Linked DNA regions of Homo sapiens: region 2 is linked to region 1. A link is a contact called in ENCODE Hi-C data. All regions are on one chromosome and are shown on one strand. The core of a region is the stretch at or near the end of the contact, and the rest is flanking DNA. Distances in the headings are between cores, read along the strand shown.

The links. Hi-C counts contacts between places; a loop is a spot of excess contacts on that map. Pooled maps may share reads with other maps.
Region 2: a loop to region 1 is called in a pooled map, with 6 times the contacts of the local background. The contact joins the enhancer-like site here to the promoter of NETO2 in region 1. A Hi-C loop is called at or near these places in 1 of 168 maps with a recorded cell type or tissue (naive thymus-derived CD4-positive, alpha-beta T cell), 1 of 37 single-sample maps with no recorded cell type and 8 of 50 pooled maps.

The regions. Positions count from the first base shown.
Region 1 is chr16:47,141,571-47,145,787 of GRCh38, forward strand. It overlaps NETO2 (neuropilin and tolloid like 2), which reads right to left and starts at 2,375. Exons shown (of 9, transcript NM_018092.5): 1 at 2,009-2,375. The coding sequence starts at 2,042. ITFG1-AS1 (ITFG1 antisense RNA 1) reads left to right here and starts at 2,498. Exons shown (of 4, transcript NR_110904.1): 1 at 2,498-2,924. RefSeq lists silencers at 379-468, 479-528, 1,356-1,505, 1,676-2,515, 2,576-2,905.
Region 2 is chr16:48,351,755-48,355,971 of GRCh38, forward strand. LONP2 (lon peptidase 2, peroxisomal) reads left to right here. Exons shown (of 15, transcript NM_031490.5): 15 at 1-4,217. The coding sequence ends at 48. Among named protein-coding and RNA genes, the nearest start is that of SIAH1, 32 kb to the right of the region's middle. Within about 2 kb of position 2,002, at least 7 of the 41 ENCODE cell types and tissues checked have a DNase peak (open chromatin) inside an H3K27ac peak, as active enhancers do.

The DNA.
Region 1 (4,217 bases), core at 1,125-3,624:
TACTGTTAACAATTTATTGAATCTTTCCAGACCAGTTATTGGCATTTACAAGTTGATACCACAGACGACTTTAAAAATAACTTGCTTTCTCTCTAGGAAGCCGCCACCAATAGCAGCAACAACAATAATAATTCAGCTTGAGCTTTAAAAATACTCCAGCATGTAAAAATAGTGTAGGCTAACACTGAAAAAAGAAAAGCCAGACACTATATTGTTTTCACCGTAGCTCTGCCATCACCAGAATCCTTTCCTGAAAGGTACAACACTCAACGCTTCACCACGATGGCCAGAGAGGGCAGTGTGCACCCACGGGAAAGGCAAAGGCAGAAACGCTGCAAATCCCTTCACCATTGGAGGAGGCGCTACCAGCCCCTACCCTATCCAGCTCGATTTTATCAAGTTCTGCAGGTAAAGCGGTGTGACAGATCTACGCGATTTCATCCGGGGGTGCTCTCGGATGCACGGTCAGTAGCATGCTGACAACCTTACCGTAGTGAGGGCGCAATCCGACAACGGCAGAAAATTCAGATAAGCAACACGATCAGAAATCCTAGTGTGCATACGGTTTATCACGAAAGAGTAAAAACATTCCTTTCCCAGGAATGACTGTAAAAATTAGGAGTTAGAGATATGAAAGCCACAGGATGAATTTCAGAGTTGTTTTCAATTGTAATAAAGAAATCACTACGGATTTACGGTTTGTGAAATATTCATCAGCTAGAAAGTCCTAGGTTACCTTAGTACAAGCTGTAGATACGTTTACAGTGGGGTAGTTAAACGTTTCGAATTACTGAAATCTCAATTACGAATTTAGGAATATGTGGAGAGTAGACAATGTGTCCAATTAAAATCAAAAGCAAAATTACACTGAACTTTCTAATAAAACAAATTTGAAAAAAGTGCTGTTAGGGAGCAGGAAAAAAGTCACTCTACAAATATTAAGATACAGTGCTGAGTTATACATAACACCGTTAATAATGCCTCAGCCGTACCCTCGAAATTTTTAAAAAAAGAACATGTTACGACATTACAAACACGTCAGCTTTCAATTTAAATCAGCAGGGGGAAAAAGGGAAGTCCTTTACTGAGTGGTGGTGCTGTTTTCCCTCTGGAAATTGAAAAGACGATTTATTCAGTCCGAGTTTCAGGAGCAACTTTGTATCCCAATCCTAATTATCTATGTATATAAATTTTCATCTAAATTACCACCTCCTGGGAAATGCAAAGCCGGTGGAGTAGGTTTTAGAGCTCTGTGCTCTGGACAAGCCAACTGTTTTAATTCCCAGTACAACAAATTAGTAAGAACCGAACACCAGCGGCGGGGAATTCTGAGACCTCTGGCGGAGCGCGAGGAGCGCCGCGTCCCGGGAAGCACCCGAGCAGCAGCGCTCCCCGGGGGCCGGGACAAGCCGGGTCCGCGGCGCCCGCGCGCCGCCCCCGGAGCCCGCAGTGGTGCCGCAGCCTCCGTGGCCGCAGCAGGTGGGACCCGGCTGGCCCAGCAGGCCCCGTTCCCCGCCGCGAGGTGCAGGCGCCGCGGGGCTATTCGAAAACCACTGCACGACGTCACGGCCGCGGCTTTTATTGTTCTCGTGGAATTACTTTTTGCCATCACATCTGGAGAAAGAGCGGCCTCCGCTCCACGACAGGAATCTCACAACTTTGCAAAGGGATGCGCGGAATTCTACGGAAGCGGCGCGAGGGCGCAGCCCGGAGGGCCCTGCTGGGCCCAGGGGCCTCCTGGCCGCCTTCCCGACCCGATCCCTCTTCCCACACGCGCCCCGCGAACGTCGGCCGGACTCGCAGGGGTCGGAAGCGGCGCGCCCGGAGAGCCGGCGGAGCCGGGCAGGGCTCGCGCCCCGCGGTCCGCTCCGAGTAGCCGCGAGCCCCGCCAGACAAAGAGGCGCGTCGGGTCCCGGGCGCGGGTAAGGGACGCAGAGGCGCGGGCAGGGCGGCGCGCCAGCCTCGGCCCGCAGGGGGCGCCGTCCGTGGCCCCAGCCCCGGTCCTTACCTTTGAGGACCGAGCAGAGCCGCTCCAGGGCCATGTTCCCGAGCTGCCCGGCGCTTCGCGAAGGGCTGAGGTAGCGGCGGCGGTGGCTCGGCGCTCACGGCTCGGCGCGGCGGCGACGGCCCCACTCCGTCCCCATCGCCGGCCAGCAGCTGCCTCCCCGCTCCCCTGAGGAGAGCTCAGGTCCTGCGGCCCGCCATGCCCGAGCCCCACAGTGGGCTCCCGCGCGGCCCGAGCACCCCGACGGGCGCCGCCTCCTGCTCCGCGGCGCCCCGTCCCATCGACCGCCCGAGGGCCGAGGAGTGCGGACGCGCGGCGCGGGACCGGCAGGCAGCTCCGCCCGCGGCCCCGGCGCGGGATCCACTGAAGTGGCGGGCGCGGGGCGCCCAGGCTCATTTAAGGAGGGAGCGCGAGCGCCGCGTGCCGGCTGCGCCGCCTGTGCGCATGTGCCCGCCCCGCCCCGCCCCGCGCCGCGCCTCGCGCGCCCGCCGCGGCCTCGCGCCGTGGGACGGCGTCGCTCCCCGCCGGCTGCCGTTAGGGCTGGGAGCCGGCTGGGCGCGGGGGTAGTGAGGGTGCCTCTCGCCGTGGCTGCGCGGCGGCCTCGTCCGAGAGGCCGGCGCCGGGGCAGTGACCGGCCCGTGCCCAGCCGCCGCGCAGGGCGCCCGGGGCAGCTGGCCGAGCCCTCGATGCCTCCCGTCTGACGGAGGCGCCCGGGAAGCGCCGCCCACCTCGGCCCCGCACCCTCGCCGGCCTGCCGGGTCTCCGCCAGCCCTAGCAGACAGAGAGGGGCGCCGGTCCCTAGTCCCCCAGACCTCCATTCAAGGTCAAAACTTTGCCCAGCTCAGCCTTGCTCGACCCTGGGCAGGGAAGCGCGGACATCGGCAGAGGGAGCCCGAGGCTCTCCGTGCCCTTCGCGCCGGTGAGTTCCCGACCCGCGGCGCTGCCGGCGTTTCCCTAGCGCCCGCCAGGTTGACAGGCACTTTAGTACCAACTCCTCAGACTCCCCCTCATGAAGTAGGTTTTAGGGGATTGGAAAGTCGAGGCCAGAGAGGTGAAGCCCTTCGTCCAGAGCCGCGTAGCGAATGAGCGGCAGGGCTGTGCACCTCCCCCGGGGCTGCCCTCCTAGCAGCTAACCACTACGCTGGGCAGCTTCGCCAGCTGATGGGAGTCTCCAGGTCTGCCAACAACTGCCTGGCTGTTGGTGGTATTCATGATCCTGCTTTATTTTCTCCACAGCGGTTATCACACTGATATGACCTTCCTCATTTATTTATTTGTTCATCCTTTATATCTCCCTCACCCTCACACCATTAAAATATCAGCTGCTTGCAGGCAGGCCGACTGCATTCATTTTTTTCACTCCACACATACGTATTGGGTGTTAATTATGTGCAGAAGACAATGATTGGTGCTGGAGATAACAACCGTGATCAAGGCCTTACCATAATAGAATATTTATGCCTGTCTCTGCGTGTAGTAGGAACTCTGTAAACGTTTGTCTAACCAATTGTAGCTAAAGACAATGTCAGGCAACTGAAACATTTTTCAGGTGTTAAGCTCTTCTCTCTCACTTTGTATTCCTTCAAGAAAGGTACAAAAGCATAAATAATTCATGAGATTTACAAAGGAAAAACATACTTAACACCAATTAATATCGAGGTGTTTCACCCTTTGCCATGTGCTGTGAATGGGGGCATAAAAGATGGGTAAGTTTGGGTTCCTAAAGGTAACCACCTACTACAGTTAAGATCGCACACGAGAACCAATTAGGAAATAAAACATTTAAGAACTTTTTCCCACGGATATGAAAAGGTGGCTCACGCATGTAATCCCAGAACTTTGGGAGGCTGAGGCAGGCGGGTCACCCGAGGTCAGAGGTTTAAGACCAGCCTGGCCGACATGGTGAAACCCCATCTCTACTAAAAATACAAAAATTAGCTGGGCGTGGTGGCACGCGCCTGTAGTCCCAGCTACTAGGGAGGCTGAGGCAGGAGAATCGCTTGAACTGCACTCCAGCTTGGGCAACAGCGAGACTCCGTCTCAAATAATAATAATGATGTAGCATATTAGTAGAATAGGAGAGTAAGAAGACAATATTAAGTATAGGTTACAGACAACAGTGAACCAAAAAAATTTGAGAGGAAGGGGCTCTCAAATTAACATAATAGTTTCTTAATGTGAAGTTGTTGACTGAAGGAAAAATCTGCGTGTC
Region 2 (4,217 bases), core at 752-3,251, 1.2 Mb after region 1:
GGCTTTACTGTCAAGACCAGACCTGGTCTGTTAAATAGCAAACTGTAGGTCCAAATCTCAATTTTTTAGAATTTTAAGTTATGAAGTGCTCAAAGGTACTGACACAGTTGATTTTATTCACACCATTAGGGGTATGCAAGATGTCCCTGTTTTATAAACATAATCACAACAGTAATAAACCTCAAGTAGTGGCTAGTGTTTAGTATAGAAATATAAGATGTTGATTTAGTAAACTGATAAAAATCGAATTCTTGTCTTTTTAGTGGGATCCTTACTGTCCCTGGAAAGATATAGCATAGTGGTTCTCAGCACAGTCTCCAGAACAGAAGCATCTGTAGTACCTGGTAACTTGTTAGAAATGTACATTCTCAGGCTCCACAGCAGGCCGCCTGAATCAAATCCTGGGAGGTGGGGACAGAAATCTGTGTTTTAAGAAGCCTTCCAGGTAATTCTGCTGCACACTCAAGTTCAGGAACCACCGGTATAGACCATTACCTTAGTGGATTTACCTGTAGAGTTTATTGGATCCTGAAACCAATCAATTACTTAGAACTAGGCAAAGATGAAAGTATAGCCAACTATTCTTGGCTATATATATATATTCAAGTGGGCCGGGCGTGATGGCTCACACCTGTAATTCCAGCACTTTGGGAGGTCGAGGTAGGCAGATCACCGAGCCCAAGAGTTCAAGACAATCCTGGCCAACGGCGAAACTCTGTCTCTACAAAAAATATACAGGCGTGTTAGCATGTGCCTGTAATCCCAGCTTCTTGGGAAGCTGAGGCACAAGAATTGCCTGAACCCAGGAGGTGGAGGTTGCAGTGAGCTGGGATCGCGCCATTGCACTCCAGCCTGGCTGACAGAGCGAGACTGTCTCTAAAAAAAAAAGACTCAAGTGGACCCTACAATGAAGCCTACACATCCCAATAGAAGCCCCTTCTTATGCTGAGGGAAGCAGCCCTCAGAACATGATAGCTTGTATCCAGCAGAGTGGCACGTGCTGGCACACCTCACAGAAGCACCCTGGCCCTGGATGCCTGCAACCTCAGAAGAGTGCAGCTCCCAGAGGGAGGCAGCCATCCATCTGGGATGGTCCTAAGCATGGAATCCTAACTCCTGATTCCGTCTCCTATTTCTTGCTTGGCTACGCCAGTTCCCAAATCTGGTAGATGTCCATGCCCATGTGCTCCTGCTGGGACTCAATTCAGGCTATGTATGACTATGAAGTCAGGCTCATCTGCTTACTGGCTGTGTGAACTTTTTGTATCTTGGTTTTCTTCATCCATGAAATCCAAGTAATACTACCTAATTGTTACTGTGGAGATTAAGTTCAAATGCAATGTATAGTAATATTAAGCAATTTCTAGTTATTATTCTAGCCAGTAATGGACTTCAGAATCTTTTATTACACAATATAAGAATATGTATGTAAAGACATTTTGGAATTTCCTGGATGAGAAGGAAGTCTGGGCTGGGCATGGTGGCTCACGCCTGTAACCCTAGCACTTTAGGAAATCGAGGCGAGTGGATCACTTAAGCTCAGGAGTTCAAGGCCAGCCTGGGCAACATGGCAAAACCCCATTTCTACAAAAAATACAAAAATTAGCTGGGCATGGTGGCACCCGCCTGTAGTCCAGCTACTTGAGGCTGAGATGGGAGGATGAGGGAGGTCGGGGCTGCAGTGAGCCAAGATCACGCCACTGCACTCCAGCACCCTGGGCGACAGAGTGAGACCCTGTCTCAAAAAAAAAAAAAAAAAAAAAGATTGGGCCAAAATACTGTGATAAAATAGCAGGCCTGCTGATAAAAGTTTATCTGAATGCATTGAGAGGAAAAGTCCAGACCTAGGACTAGTTATGGCAGTTGGAGAGAAAGAACATCGGGATGTTTGAAAATATGCCATTGACTATCTTAACTACTGTAATTTTATCATTTCCAACGTCATCTAACTGGGGACTAGAACAAACTGTGAATTCACTTTCAGCAACCAGAGGGCGCTAATCCACACCCACATCGCTCTGCCCTGTTCCACCCAGCAGGGGCAACAAGGATATAACTTGGGGTTCTCGGTATTCTTCCTTTAGTCCTGACACAGGCAGCCTTGCACTTTGTAGCAGCAGGAGGGCACTTGCTTTAAGCATATCTTTCGAAAGGCATCCATTGAGAGAATAATGCATTCTCCCCTTGCTGTGTATGACATGGAACAGTATGACCATTGCACTAGCTTTGTTTTTGGTTTGTTTTGTTTTTTTTTTAATTCCAGGGGTGGGAGGTTGGTTGGTTGAAGTCTAAGCTCTTCCTTTTTCACCTGGGTTTTTTTTTTTTGGGGGGGGTGGGGGGTTAGGGGTGGGGCGGGTGGGGAAGAGCCAAAATTTTAACCATTTTTAAGCATATAATTTGGGGGTATCAGTTACTGGATCTAAGCATGTCCACTCTACACGCTTTTTTTTTTTTTTTTTTTTTTTTTTTTTGAGATGGAGTCTTGCTCTGTTACCCAGGCTGCACTGCAGTGGCATGATCTCGGCTCACTGCAACCTCTGCCTCCCCAGTTCAAGCAATTCTCATGCCTCAGCCTCCCAAGTAGCTGGGACCACAGGTGTGTGCCACCACGCCCAGCTAATTTTTGTATTTTTTAGTAGAGACAGGGTTTCACCATGTTGGCCAGGCTGGTCTCAAACTCCCAACCTCAAATGATCCGGCCACCTTGGCCTCCCAAAATGCTGGCATTACAGGCGTGAGCCACCACACCCGGCTTACATGCATTTTTTATCACCACAAACTGAAACTCTGTACCCACTGAAAAAGAGCTCCAAATTCCACCCTCACCCCAGACCCTGGTAACCACTATTTCACTTTCTTTCTGAATTTCCCTTCATATGAGTGGGATCAAACAAGAGTTGTCCTTTTGTGTTTAGCATTCTTACTTAGCAAGCCATCAACTGCTCGAACAGTCACTGGGGCAACTACTTTTCGCCCAGTGTCCTCCAGAAAAGAAAGATCTGGAGGGTCAGGCCACTCTTTTTCTTCAAAATAATGGGGTGCAGAAGGGTAGGGATGAACCTCTTCCTCCTTTGCCACTTTAGCTTTAGCTCAAAGGAACTCCAACTTTTTATTATTTGCAACAGTTAGCTTTCTTTGTTTCACATCTCTGCCTTGCAGAACCATGACCTATCAAGGTGTTTTGTCAAACAAAAACTAATACTTTCCCTGGGAAAAAGCCATGTGGTAGCAAGTACCAGAAATTTTTATGGCCAAATAATACACCACTATATCCATAGACCGCATTTGGTTTATCCACTCATCTGCTGATTGTTTCCCCCTCTTGGGTATTATGAGTAATGCTATGAACATGGGTGTACACATCTCTCTTGAAGTCCCTTCTTAGGTCCTTTAGGGATACATATCCAGGAGCAGAACTACTAGATCACATATGCTAAGGTCTGAATGTCCCCCCACCAAATTCGTATGTTGAAGCAACCACCAACGTGATAGGTGAGGCTTTAGGAGGTGATTATGTCATGAGAGCTCCATCCTCATTAATGGATTTAGTGCCTTTATAAAGGGGCTCAAGGGAACCAATTACCTCCTTTTTGCCCTTCGATTCCCTTCCACCATATGAGGACACAGCAACAGGCCCCGTCCTAGAAGCTGAGACTGGGCCCTCAATAGATGATACCAGTCTGCCAGCACGCTGATCGTGGGCTTCTCAGTCTTCACAACTATGAGAAATAAATTCGTACTTTTAAATTACCCAGTCTCAGGTATTCTGTTACGGTTAACACAAATGACTAAGACAACAGGATAATTCTGTTTAACTTTTTGAGAACTGCCAAACTTTTCCACCGCAGCTGCACCATTTGACATTCCTTCCAGCAATGCACAAATGTTCCAGTTTCTCCACATCCTTGCCAGCACTCATTTTCTGGGTTTTTTATAATAGCCCTCCAAATGGGTGTGACGTATTTTGATTCTATGTCCCTAATGACTAGTGATGTTGAGCATTTTCTAGCATTGATTTTTAAGATGTTACCCAAAGACCCCTTGTATCAAAATAAGCTGGATTTTTTTATTGAAAATTATTAACTCTAGAAATTTTAGTTTAAACTAGACTTAGGGATATGTGTATTTTACCGGTATTCCACGTTTTATGCATGGGTTTTTAAAACTTCTCAAGTATTAAAACTAAAAGCTTTAGGTGCTTTGCTTATCAAGAAATC